Regions from separate parts of the Homo sapiens genome. Here region 1 is linked to region 2. The links are chromatin contacts, found by Hi-C or POLR2A ChIA-PET in ENCODE. All regions are on one chromosome and are shown on one strand. Each heading gives the region's core, a stretch centred on a gene start or an enhancer-like site at or near the end of the contact. The rest is flanking DNA. Distances are from core to core; before and after follow the strand shown. Region 1 has its middle 190 kb from the start of MIR3125. Region 2 has its middle 150 kb from the start of MIR3125.

Region 1 (6,641 bases), core at 2,492-4,991, 45 kb before region 2:
GAACATCTGGTTACACTTCTGAAAAATAATGTGTAGTCCCTAATTTATTACCAAGTTAAATATTCCTATACTAAAATAAAATTTTAAAATATACATGTGTATATAAATATACATCTGCATTCTTATATAAAGGAATGAAAAAGCTTTACCAACTATGAATCCAGTTATTTACCAACTATTAAAAGAAAATATGAATAAATTGGATTACAAAAATGTTATATCAAAAGATGCCATAAATGTAATTGAAAGACAATGAACTGGCATAAAATCTGTAGTAATACGTAACAGCAAAGTTAATACTTTAAATAACTGTAGTAAAATGATACAAAAAAGTAAAACAAATCCTAGTGAAAAAAAATCATCAAAAAATGTGACTAGGAAAGGCATAAAAAGGATTATAAATATACTATATACTTATATATGTACATAATATAGAGGTAAAAAATTCAATCTCACTGAAAATATTTGCAAAGACAAAAAAAAATGGTGGCAGGAATGCTGGATTGTCAAGACTTTCCAGGAAACAGTTTAATATCATGTGTCAAAATAATACACTTTGACCCATAAATTCCATTTCCAGGCATCTATCTGCAAATAGTGCAAAAGAATTCTATTGCCATGTTGTTTACAAATGCAAAAATTGAAAAGAATCTAAATTATTCAATAGCTGGAAGTACTTATTTAAATTATGGTATATTTATACAGTGGAATTACATATCTATAAAAATGAAAAGTTATATAGGCATATTCCTCAATATAGAAAATCTCCTTCCAGGACACTAGATGTCAGCTACATGAATGCAGTTTTTATGTATTCTGTTCACTATCATAGCTCTAGAGCCTAGACTCAAGCACAAAGTACGCTGTCAATAAATACATTTTGAAAACATGTTTGTTAAACGTGGTAGCCAGAATTCTAAAATGCCCCTTGACTTTTGCCCCAGTGGCATTCCCAGGATATACTACATTACACAGCAAAAGGGATTTTGCAGATGTCATTATGGTTACTTATCAGTTGATCTTAAGATAGGGGAGGTCATCTTGGTAGACCTAACCTAATGGTAAGAGCCCTTTGAAAATAGGAATTTTCCCAGATAATAGTAGAAGAGAAGTTTCGAGAGATTAGAAGTGGGGAGAGATTTGACCTGGAGGCGGCTGTCCATTGCTGAGATAGAGGGTCATTGTCAAGGACCTGAGAGGAGCCTCTAGGAGCAAAATTGGTCCGTGGCCAGCACCCAGCAAGAATAAAAAAGGTCCTCAGTTTTGCAGTGACAAAAAACTCAAGTCTGCCCAAGACCAGAATGAGCTTGGAAGCAGATTCTTCCCCAGGGCCTCCAGATAAGAGCCCAGCTGGGCACATTATCTTGACTTTGTCCTTGTGAGATCCTAAGCAGAGAATCCAATCGAGCCTGCCTGGAAATCTGACCTGCAGAACTATGAGATAAATGGGAGTTGTTTTCAGCTAAATTTGTGATAAGTTGGTGTTTAGCAATAGGAAGCTAATAAATTAGACAAAATAAGAAAGTTACAAACAGCATATACAGTATGATTCCCTTTTTTGTTTATATATTCATGTATTTACGAGTTTATAGAAGAAGACCAACTGAAACATATGCACAAAGATGTTAGCAGTAGGGTTTTGGTTGCTAAATTAAATTAAATTGAACAGACCTAGTTTCATTTAACTAGTAGACATCTGGGAAGTCTGATACCCATGATTGTCATGGGCTAAATCTCGTGCAAATAAACTTAAGCCCTTTTCAAATGACACTTGACCATTGGAATTAATCTCTTCTTGCTGTTTGTTCACAGAGAAGTATAGTTCTGGCTGTGAGATCTCAAAAATCAGAGTTCAAATCCTAACTTCACTGCTTAGGAGGTTTTTAAACTAGGGTGTTTTAAATAACCTCTTATAGTTTTAGTTTCCTTCCATCTGAAATCTGAATGAGAATACTCACCAGTGAGGATCATTATGAAGATTCAATGGGATGATAAATGCAGAGGACATAGTACCACCATTACTAAGTACCTGGCCAACTCTGCCACCTACATTCACTAGTTGTTGTTCTTAACGCTTTGATAAGCATTGAGCTCCTTTAAGAGTTTCCAATTTGGTCTTTCCCAGGATCTTTCTGTGAGCATGTCATAGTATTCTCTAGTGTCTAGCACAGTGCCTGGCAAATACCAAGTGCTTAGTAACAACTTCTGGTTCAATTAATTCACGAATGAGTAAAATGAATATTGGTAAAGTTGAATGCTTGGCTCCCAAGACAATGCAGATTGCAGTCACACAGCACTACCACGAGATGTCAGTATAAATAGGAAAGCTCTACAATTCAGGACTATTCTGGACCATCTTCCCCATCCCTCTTCTAGGGCTCCCGGGAAAACACACAACTGCATTACTGAAGGCAGAGAGCAACCTGCCAGGACTTTGCTCACCTCTCTCCTATTTTCACTGTGTGGTTTAATGCCTTAAAAACACAATTCCTGATGTACAGAGAAAAAAATATCTCTGCTGAGCTTGCCCTAAATAAAGACCCAAGAGACCTCATTTGGGGCCACTTCTGTATGCACACCCTCTTTCCTGTCCCTGCCTTAAATCTACATTTTGGGCTTGGATAAGGAGGTGGTGCCATAAGGAAGAACATGCAGAGTCAAATTCTGATTCCTTTACTTACTAGTTGTGTGTGTGTGCAAGTTTCTCAACTTTTCTGAGCTTCATTTTGTCATATGAAAAAATAAGAAAACCAATATATAGAGATTACTGGTGCAATGTTGCAACCATGCAGATTTAAGCAGAATAGCCTTCTCTAAAGACTAATTCCAAGACTGTCCTGGAATCAAAAGGAAGTATTTTCTTTGCAACTCTGGATGGATATGGACAGTAAGCCCACAACTACTTGGCCTAGAGCATTCTATCTCCAACAGGTGCACAAGTCTCTGAAAAAGGCTTACTTTGACATGGCCCCCAATGGTAATTTACACTTGCAAAAACACACTCTATGGAGCACAGAGATTGTTCCTCAGCTCAGCAGACTCTAAAAAAAGGGTATGGATGTCATTGTCTCTCTGGCTTCCTGTGGTCTCCATAAAACCTCCAAGTAGAGTATTTTGGGCTCATAAAAATGTCCGCAGCCCATTTCTCATCTGCTTTAATGATGTTTCCTAATGGTTAATGTTGAGATTGGCATCTTTTCTCTGGGGAAAGTGTTGTGAGACTGGCTTTCCCCTTCCCCAAAATAGCTGGTGCACACAGCCCATGAGCTGGAATGCAGAGCTAGGATTTTTCTCTTCCCATGAAGAGATATATCCTCCAAGATATGGGAACTCTACCTCATTTTTTGCAGTAACAGGCAGAACGGCCCTATTGCCACTGGGAAACAGTTGACACACCCGTTCAAGGAACTCTCTCATGGTGTGCCCACCAGGAGGGAGGAATGAAATAGACAATAAAGAAAAAGATATTACTTAGCATAGATTATGTGTGAAAAGGGTTTTATGAGCTATATTTTATAGATTAAAAAATCTTGTTTTAGAAAGAAGCACATTATTTTGTTTAAAATGCAGACTCATTTCACTTGACTGGGCCACTTCAAGGAAGCTAAGATAAAATCCAGTCATGCCCATAAATAGCCTTAGGGATAAACATCATTCTGACACACAGAACTGTGATGAGAATGTGGTGGGGTGGAGGAAGGGGGAAAGGTGCATACTAAATAGAATGCCCTGAAAATGTAGGGGAAGGAGCAGTTCGATCTCACTGGAAACTTCTTAGAAGCTGGCTGGCTGAAACAAGCCCATCCCTCTGTCATCATTTAGGGAACACCTGCTCTCTGTGGGCCTCCTATGGAGCACAGCCCTGCCTCCATCACTCACATTAACACCAGTATTTAAGTGGGGACTCCTAGAGTCCAGCCACGTAGTAGCTCTACGCAGGGCTAGGCTTTTTACTGGGTTCTGGGCATATATGGATGAGTAATGTCCAATTTCTGTCCTGCAGGGGCTCACAACATAGTGAGAATAAAAATGCATAAACAGCCAGTTGTTTTTTTTTAAGTACTTTTAGAGAAGCGAAGAGGTGCTCTGTGGCATGGCAGAGCTAAGCACCCAGTTGCTGAATCTCCCTTGGCTGACAGAAGCTTCTTCTTTTTTGAGTCACAATTTGCTAAAGAACATATTGCTGCTCCCTTTTGGTGTTACGTTTGATTTTACATAACAGAAATGTTTTTTCTGATGACTTTGCTTTGTGTTTGTACTTAAGTGGTTGAGGAATACCCTCTAGGGCATCATAAAGATCTAAATTTAAATCCTGGCTCCTACCCCTTGGTCCTTTAGTTTCCTAATCCCCCCAAACAGGAAAAACAATACATCATTGATTTTTTTTTAATTTGTTGCTGTTGTGGGAAAGCGGGGAATTAATGAAGATGATATGTGTAGTTTCCATCATAGTGGCTACTGCCTAGTAGAAATTCTACAAGCAATGACTCTCTCTTGCCCCACCCCAAGCCCATAGCTCTATATGGACAGGCAGGCATGCACATGTGCTGTTATGTAAATAGTGCTGCTAATAATAAAACTAAACACTACTATCCACCCTCTTCTGGGTAATGGTTATGTCTTTCTTCTTCCATCACAACCATAGCTGTTGATTTTACTGCTGCTGCCTTTTTTGCTAAGAATGACGTCTATTTATCTTTTCCGTCCTAGAGTCCTGTTCTTCCATCCCCCAGGAAATGACTTTCAGCAACCACGGTATTAGGGAGTGGTGAAAAAGTTTAACCTGCAGGTGGAGAGATGAGAAACTCATTATTCTTCAGCATCTTTTGTGATTCTAATTTTCTTTCAGATGCTCTTCCTCTCCCACCCCTCCCCCCAAATTATGTTGCATCTGGGTGTCTAAATCCTGCTCACAGCTGTGCCAGTGCCTTCTCCACTCTTCCCATCTGCCTGTTTGTTTTTCTTGGTTTTAGTTTGCAGTCTGCTATTTTGTATAAGCAAAATTATCCTTTCATGTCTTACCCATTTCGGCAGTTTCTTCTGGATATTGTAAACTGCAGCATCTGTGGTGCTTGTCTTCTAATTATATTTCCAGCCTCCTAATAGGAAGGGTGAACAGGCATATGGAATAGCAATACGGAGCTTTCTATATCTCTGACCTCCATGGAGGACTCCTCGCAGAATCTCCAAAGCTTTCTAGGGAGATTCATTAAGCCTGGCTTCCTAAGATAATGCACAAACTTCTGCTCTATAGAGATGACTAGAACACAGATTTAGACATAGCTCCTGGGCACATTTTCCACATAAATGAGTCATCGCGCCTGTAAAAGAATGACTCTATAAGTAGATACATATCTCCACTGTCTTGGTTCTACTAATGTTCACATTATTGCTTATTTTTAAACTAATTTGAACAGCTGAGTTACAGTAAGAACAAAGACAGCAGGATTAAGAGTCAAGAGACCTAGGTTTGAGATCCAATGTAGATACTCAGTTGCTGGGGCTTTAAAGAAGGTCACTCAACCTCCTTTGGTTTCAATTTTCAAATCAGTTAAATTAGCAGCTGGACTAGATAATTCATAAGCTGAATGAGCAAAATGGACTTAATTAACCCATGGATCATTGTAGCAATATTGTATTAGGAGTTAGAAAAACCAAAATGAACTGAATATGGTTTGTCCCTGTCCTAAAGGAGCTCACAGTCTAATAATGGGAGAGAGAAATAAGAATACAGATGATCTTAGTACAGAACGTGCAAGCACAAAAGCAGGAACAGTCCTCTGCATTGTTTATAGATTGATCTATTCCAGGACCCAACAACTATTTTTTTTATTTTTTTTATTTTTATTTTTTTTTTTGCACGGTGGCTCACGCCTTTTTTTTTTTATTTTTTATTATTTTTTATTTATTTTTTTTTTATTATACTCTAAGTTTTAGGGTACATGTGCACATTGTGCAGGTTAGTTACATATGTATACATGTGCCATGCTGGTGCGCTGCACCCACTAACGTGTCATCTAGCATTAGGTATATCTCCCAATGCTATCCCTCCCCCTTCCCCCGACCCCACCACAGTCCCCAGAGTGTGATATTCCCCTTCCTGTGTCCATGTGATCTCATTGTTCAATTCCCACCTATGAGTGAGAATATGCGGTGTTTGGTTTTTTGTTCTTGCGATAGTTTACTGAGAATGATGGTTTCCAATTTCATCCATGTCCCTACAAAGGACATGAACTCATCATTTTTTATGGCTGCATAGTATTCCATGGTGTATATGTGCCACATTTTCTTAATCCAGTCTATCATTGTTGGACATTTGGGTTGGTTCCAAGTCTTTGCTATTGTGAATAGCTATTTTTTTATAAATGGCAAAATAATACGTATTTTAGGCTTTGCAGCCCACACGATCTCTGGTGTAACTACTCTGCCATGATAGTATGAAAGCAGCCATAGATAATAAGCAAACAAAGGAGTGTGGCTGTGTTCTAGTCAAAGTGTATTTATAAAAGCAGGTAGGAGGCTGGACTTGCCCCACAGGCTGCAGTTTGCTCACCCCTCATCTATTCGCAAACAAATCTCATTGAGGTTTGCTCCGTGAGTGGCTGCTCTGTTCTCTTCTAAGAAAGACAAACTCCGTACTA
Region 2 (7,498 bases), core at 1,690-4,189:
ATATTATTTAAGTACATAGTTATGTTAATATAGATTATGTACATATAAACCTATTTTAATGAAACTCTTATATCTGTAATTTAATTTTAGTATATGGAAGATGCCCACCATAAAGCCAATTGAAAATGAAATTTGACCCCATTTAAAAAATTAAAATAAATATATTGATATCCATTGTTATCATAATACACTTCTGAATTCTTATTCTAACAAAAAGAAAGAGAAAGAAAGAGACACAGAGAGACAGTGATGAGAAAGAGAGAGGAAGCTGTCGGGCCTTGCTGGGAGTCTGTTACCTGGATTCAATAAGCCTAGTATTTTTTATGGATGCCATCTTTACTTTGTCCTAGAAGGATGCTTCCTTCAGAGAGATGCGTGTTCCACTTATGTTATAATATTCTTTTGTTGGAATATTTTTACACTTTGGACCAATGCACCATGCAAAGATTCAGAATGGGCATATTTTGATTGCAGTCGAAGGACAATTATCAAAGGCGTGTGGGATAAGAGAACAGGTAGACCCCAGGTATCCTCCTAGGCAGGTCAGTTTTAGGAAAGAGCACCTATGGGTGTCATGGGTCTAAACATTGATAAGCTGAAATCTATCCTTGCCCTCACGTCCTCAGAAGGTGTTTGAGTACCTACCCTCAGTGGTACACATTTCCTCAGTTAGGATACCTCAGCTTAAATGACTTAATACAAGTTTAACATGAAGATTGTATGGCATGTATTCATTAAGTATCTATCAGAGAATTCTAATTCCTGAGAGCAAAGTTCTTATACAACTGCCTGTTCTAGTGCAAATAAGGGCTTCTTTAACATGGGCTTCTATATCCTTGATGATGAGAACCATGTACTCCATGCCTATATTGCCCCAGGGCTTAATTCAGTGCTATCAGAAATAGGACACTGATGGACATTGAGTAGCATAATGCTACCATTCCTTCTCCATACCCTCATACATCCAGGGCCAACATCACTGATGTGGCCTCAGAATTCTTCACAACACAAAGTCCCAGGTGACCCTCCTAATCTACTAACTTAACACATCAATTAGGCCCTATTTCCCATCTTAGTGGCCAATCCATTGCTGTAATGTTAATAAATGCTGTAACAGCTTGCATGACAATCTCTAACTTCGCATGCCTAAAAGTCTCATAAAGATCACAGTATCACATTGCTGCATTCTATTGTCTGGAGAAAGTCATAAGAGCAGACCAACCCCAAGGGATAGAAAATTGTGTCACTGCTTTAAGGGCGCTGCTGCAAACTCACCTTGCAAAGGACATGGATACAAAGAGGAGGAAATTTTTGGCCAACCTTTGCAACCTACCATACATATTTTTGGCACAGGTAGCATTCTACTGTTTGGTTCCTCACCCCCAACCAGGCTGGACTTCTCAGTTAGTATTGTTTGAGAGAGCTATATGTCAGGCCACAGCATAAATGGTTGAGATTTGAAGATGAATGATATAAACCTCCAAATATCTTCAAGGGGTTCACAATATAAGTAAATAATGAGCCAGTTCAGTTCAAATGCATTGAGCAATAGCTCTGTAACATCTGCTCTACCTGGCAATAGAGGGACAGAGAGGAGTGAGACCCCACCTCTCATCTGGAGAAACTCAGAGAAGAAAGGAAAGAAATAAAGAAGGATTTTGCTCTTCTGTAACAAAGCATGTCACAGAAGCCGTTGGCATTTTTGAAGGCTGAGATTTCCTTATTCACACATTGCCTTCTTTAAGAAAAGACACACAGTATATATAGGGTTTGTAGGGAAGAGAGGAAAGCGAGAACATGAGTGTATACTGGAGGACTCCTCTCACTTACCCGCTGATGAAATGGGCTTTCTGTACTGAGCCTCTCCATCTCTGTGCACATGAGAATGTATGGACAGGACATTGGAAGAAGAAATAGTCTGTATCCTGAGATGCTGGGGGCCACTAGGAAATTCAGCAGAACTATCCCGCCCCGCCCCCAGCCTTGATTGTTAGGCCCTTCTGAGGGTCTATAAATAGCACTGTTTATAACAGATATCTATAAATATACCTGTTATAAAATTGCAAACATCAACTTTTGTCTGCCATATATGCTCACATTCATTGATGGTCTGCAGCAGATAATTATTGTAAATTAGGCATTATTGAATTTGAGAACTGCAAAGGAAACACTATTTCTTGAGTTGAACTATGCAAACAATACATCCTTACATCAGGGCACAGAGGCACTGTGGACTGATCATCAGCTCACCCTTCAAGGACACAAAAAGGAACAATCCCTGAGCTTCAATTTCCTCAACTGTAAAGCAAGAGGTGTGAGAGTCAGATTGGAGTCTCTGGGACCTCTCGTCCTTCCCTCAGCTTCTACTTCCCTTTTATTCTACATCATTAGTGAAAATTCCAAATGTCACCTATCAGTGGGACTGTTCCCATCTTTTTAAAAGCCTTTGAAGTCAGGTGTTATGTCAGTATTGCTCATAGTTTGTTAGGAGCATTCATCTAGCATAGTGTTTCGTAGATAGAGAGGGTGAAATAAATCATTAAAGAAGGAATGCATAAATGACTGGAGGTGACAAGCAACACTAGGATGGGAGATGGTGATTTGGCAGGATTCAGACCTTCAGCTGACAGTGTGAATCATGCAAGTCCTGCTTCTTGCCAGCAATGTCCCAATGTCAGCAGAAGACAAACCCGAGCAGTGACATGACTCCCATGACCCATTCCTTCTTGAAATATCAGCCAGGCCACTTCCTCCAATCACATGGGATAGGCGCTGGGGTTGGGCTCCTCTCACATTCTTAGGAATGCAAGCTCTTGTCTTCCCAGGGACCCTCAAATATATGCCACATTGCTAATGTCCTCCAGGGAACGGCTATGGGAACAACCTCGGGCCTTGCAGGAAGGAAGAAGGTTCAGGGAAGGCCGTGACTCACAGTTATTTTAAGCTCAAGTTCTCTCAGTTCAAGCAGAGGTCACACTTCTTTCTTGGAGGCAGAGGAGCCCCAAACCTGGTGTGGGCTTTAATAGAAAGAACCGCCATCTTGGGCTTTTAAGAAGGTGGCCTCTGCCCCTGTTTCCCAGCCCTGACTCCAGTGATGTCCTTGAGCTAGTGTCTTCTCTTCAGTGAATTTTGGTATTTCAATCTTTAAAATTCATCTACTTAAAAATATTAATTAAGAACCTACTACATGCCTGGAATAGTACTGGGTGTTAAAGATAAGGCTGTTAAAAGGAAAAAAAAAATCTGCTCCTAGGAAAAGTTTATTTTAGTGGGAGGAGACAAATAATAAGCAAATAAAAATATAGTATGGCAGGTGATGGTATATGCAGAAACAATAAAGCAGAGTTTGAAAAAGAATGCTGTATGGTGGCTCGTGCCTATAATCCCAGCACTTTGGGAGGCCAAGGCAGGAGGGTCACTTGAGGCCAGGAGTTCCAGACCAACCTTGACAACATAGTAAGACCCTTTCTTTATAAAAATAAAAAATAAAATAGGTGGCGTTAGGGGTAAGGGAAAGACATGCAAGGACTTTGGTGTTTTATATAGTCAGGTCAGGAAACGTTATTGGCATAGTGATGTGAAGGCTGTGAGGGAGTAAGCTAGGGAGATATGCAGAGGGAGGGAGCTAGAATGAGAGGCAGGGGAAGTGCATTCCAGGAAGTACACAGACTCCCAAGGCAGGAGCATGGTGGGGTGTTCAAGGAACAGAAAGCAAGTCAGCAGGCTGGAGAGGGACAAACCAGGAGAGGAGCCCCTGTGAGTCACAGTCAAGATGTGGCATTTTCTTCTGAGTGAGATGGCATGAAAGCCATGGGGGATTTTGGACAGCAGAATATAATAGACTACTGGGTCAAAGCAGAGAGATCAATTAAGAGAAGTAGGCAGATTCAGGTATTTGACAGGATGTGCTCATCAATTTAACATGGAGTTGAGAGAAAGAACAAAATTAAGTTTAACTTCAAGGTTTGGGGCCTGAGCAAATGAACAAAATATATATGAGATGTACTGGAACATTTGCACATATTGTTTTTGAGAAGTCTTTTATAAACTCAAATAGCCATGCTGGAGAGATAGTTGGATATCTAAATCCGGAGAACAGAAGGAAGTCCTTGTCTAGTCATGAAACCTTTCAGAATCAGGATATCTTGCCTGAACCACAACACACAGAAAATGACTTGCGTGACTATTTTCCCAGTTCTCCCAAGTATTATACATAAATTTAGTACCAAATGCATAGAAGTTAATTCTTCCCATGCAATGTGTGCCTTACAGTGATGGTTCTCGAGGTATAGCCCAGTACCCAGCAGCATGACATCACCTGGAACTTAATGAAAATGCAGATGCTTAGGTTCCACCACAAACTTCCTGAATCAGAAACGGGGGGGCAAGAAGTATGTAACCAAGCCCTCCAATTGATTTAGACCCCTGAATTAATGCCTAGGACACTGGTGCTTAATTTCTTTTGGAACCTGAATGAGGAAACCGAGAAACTATAAAATGATGTGATTTGGTTTAGTGATACTCTGTAAAAGTCATTTCATCTACTGTACCTTCTTACAGGGCAAGAGACTTAAATATGTCATGGGCTTTCATGTACGGTACATCTCTAATCAGCTTTGTGCTTCCAAATGTGCACTTTAATGTTGGCTTGTCCAGCCACATTGTCAATGGCAAAGACATAAATTACAACTGAGGTTAGCACTGGAGAAGGTGACTTGAAATATAGTCATAAGTATAATAGTAAAAAGAACTCATAATCTAAATTTTTTTTTAGAACTAATATACTCTATCATGAATTTGTCCATTGGTGAGTACATCCTTGGAGAAGCATGAAACACAGCTTTAAGCCACGAGTCTTGAATATTTTACACTAGTCTACAAATCATTTCCATTCTTAAGGGAATGATTTTAACCGAATCGGAGTATAAAATTCATTCATTCAGTTGGTATACATATGCTATATGCTAAATGCAAGGAAGGAAGGGAGGGAGGGAGGAAGGAAGGAAGGAAGGAAGGAAGGAAAGAAAAAAAAGGGAAGGGAAGGGAAGGAAGGGGAAGGGAGGAGAGGGGAGGGGAGAGGAGGGGAGGGAAGGGAAGAGAAGGGAAGGGGGAGGGAATTATCTAAGTCCCGAATTGCCTTAGTGTGATTAGGTTTAGCAACTAGGCGTTATCAAAGCTCACTGCTGTGTGTTTCAACTCCAGCTTCCACAGATTCTAGCTGTTTTAACCTCCTGCAAAGTGTTTGGCTTCAATAGGTTTTGGTTTGCTTCATCTGACTAATGAGAATAATGATAATATCTACTAACAATGAAGCTAAAACTTTCAGAGGGAACACAGTGAGCCATCATTAAAATGTTACATCTTTATAGGGCCATTTGTCTTGACATTGGTCATATTTGTAATTGCATATACATATTGTACTTTTACAAATGTATCATTCACAGTGGATAGGAACAACTCTAGAGTTTACAATCTTTTTATCAGGCATATCTGGAACAATATCTAGAACTTACTATGCATTCAATAAATAGGTTTCAGATAATGAATACAAGAGTAAACAGGAACCCTGACTTACAGCATAGGACTACAGGACTGGGGAGAGAATCATGCTACAACTGCAGTCGAGGTATGTGCGAAGCGCCATCTGGCTTTGAACTTACTAAAGTGTTTGGATTTTTGAACTGCACCTCTTCAAGAATCTGTTTCCTCTTAATTGGGAGTACCTAAGCCTAAGCCGTATTAGCCAATAGTTCGTAGTTATGCTTTTCACAACTTTCCAAGCGTGTTCATTGAAAATCAGGATGTAACTGAAGAGCACACGAACAGCAACAATTAAGACTTTATGAGTAACAGAAAAGCCAACTAAGAGCGACTCTGACCTAAGGGCCTTTCTTTTTACGTAAAAATACCTCTTCACTTACCCAGAAATCCAAAAGTAGCAGTCTAAGGATTGTTCCAGCATCTTGATGGTATTATAGAAGAACACATGACTTATCCCTCCACTCTGCCATCCACAGGTTCTTGACGTCAGCTTTCAGGTCATTTGCTTCCTCCTGGATACAAAATAACCATTTCAGCTCTCTGCATTAGGTGTTCCTTCAGCCTGATTTTTAATTGTATTATTTTAAACGTAATTTATACAGAAAAAGCACATAAAGACTAAATAAAGAACATAACAAAGACAATGTAACCACCACCCAAGCCAAGAAATAAACATTGCCAAAACACTTTACGCTATGGGTCTCTTCCGGTCCTCCTTCAGGACATAATCATGGTCCTAGTTTATGGAAACCCTTTGCTTGTGTCTCTTTAGAGATTTACCACTTATGTGGACATGGCTAAATGGTATGGCTTTGTAGTTTCCTCCGGTTTTATACCTCATTTAAATGGAATTATATTATATGTATGCTTTTGTAAACTGCTTGGTTTATTCAGCATTTATTTGGTAATTTTCACACATTTCATTTTGTAGAGTTGTAAGATAATCATTTTCATTACTGTATAGAATTTTATTTTAAGCATATACCACAGTCTGACTGGACTGTGTCTTGTTTGGGGCTGTTATAAAAAACAAAAAACCAACAACAAAAACAAATCGCCACTATGAGCATTCTTGTAACTTGCAGGTGATATTCTTCATCATGCTAAGGAACTTCTCTTCTGCACCTAATTTGTTAGAAGATTTATTTATTTATTTACTTAGAGAGGGAGTCTCTCTCTGTCGCCCAGGCTGGAGTGCAGTGGCGCCATCTCGGCTCACTGCAAGCTCCGCCTCCTGGGTTCACTCCATTCTCCTGCCTCCGCCTCCCGAGCAGCTGGGACTACAGGCACCCACCACCGCGCCTGGCTAATCTTTTGTATATTTAGTAGAGACGGTGTTTCATCGTGTTAGCCAGGATGGTCTTGATCTCCTGACCTCGTGATCCACCCGCCTCAGCCTCCCAAAGTGCTGGGATTACAGGAGTGAGCCACCGTGCCCAGCGAGAAGATTTTTTTTTATAAATCTTGAATAAATATTAAATTTTATCTAATACATTTTACTGCCTCAAGATGATTATATAGTTCTTCATTATTTATTAATATAGTAAATTAGATTACTGACTTGCTACCTTTCAAAACACTTTGCATTCCTGTGTTAAACCCAATGTGATCATAATTCGCATCTTTTTAAATTTATTTGACGTCAAATTCAGCTTGCTGATTTGTTAACAATTTTTCATCTCATGAGTGAGGTTTGCAGTAAATTTACTTTCTTCTAATGTTCTCATTAGGTTGTGTATTATGGTTATGCTTTCCTGATAAAATTAACTAAGGAGTGATTCTTCTTTTTCTGTTCCCTAGAAGTTTACATTTGATTTCCATGTTACTTGAATGTAAAGCCAACTGAGGTTCGACTTTTCTTTTGGGGGTTTTTAACCATTAATTTAATTTGTTTAATGATATAAACCTATTTAGGTTTTTCTATTTTTCGTGCACACTTTTGGCAAGTCCCTCACCC

Evidence for each region. Hi-C counts contacts between places; a loop is a spot of excess contacts on that map. ChIA-PET counts read pairs that join two places held with the same protein, here RNA polymerase II (POLR2A). Pooled maps may share reads with other maps.
Region 1: a loop to region 2 is called in a map of PC-9, with 10 times the contacts of the local background. The contact joins two enhancer-like sites. A Hi-C loop is called at or near these places in 4 of 168 maps with a recorded cell type or tissue (Caco-2, PC-9, Right ventricle myocardium inferior and 1 more) and 6 of 50 pooled maps. POLR2A ChIA-PET finds 5 or more read pairs at or near these places in 5 of 52 experiments (CD4-positive, alpha-beta T cell, CD8-positive, alpha-beta T cell, IMR-90 and 2 more).

Annotation. Positions count from the first base shown.
Region 1 is chr2:12,927,076-12,933,716 of GRCh38, reverse strand. No RefSeq gene overlaps it. Among named protein-coding and RNA genes, the nearest start is that of MIR3125, 190 kb to the right of the region's middle. Within about 2 kb of position 3,741, at least 3 of the 41 ENCODE cell types and tissues checked have a DNase peak (open chromatin) inside an H3K27ac peak, as active enhancers do; they include PC-9, where a contact is called at or near this core.
Region 2 is chr2:12,880,287-12,887,784 of GRCh38, reverse strand. No RefSeq gene overlaps it. Among named protein-coding and RNA genes, the nearest start is that of MIR3125, 150 kb to the right of the region's middle. Within about 2 kb of position 2,939, at least 10 of the 41 ENCODE cell types and tissues checked have a DNase peak (open chromatin) inside an H3K27ac peak, as active enhancers do; they include PC-9, where a contact is called at or near this core.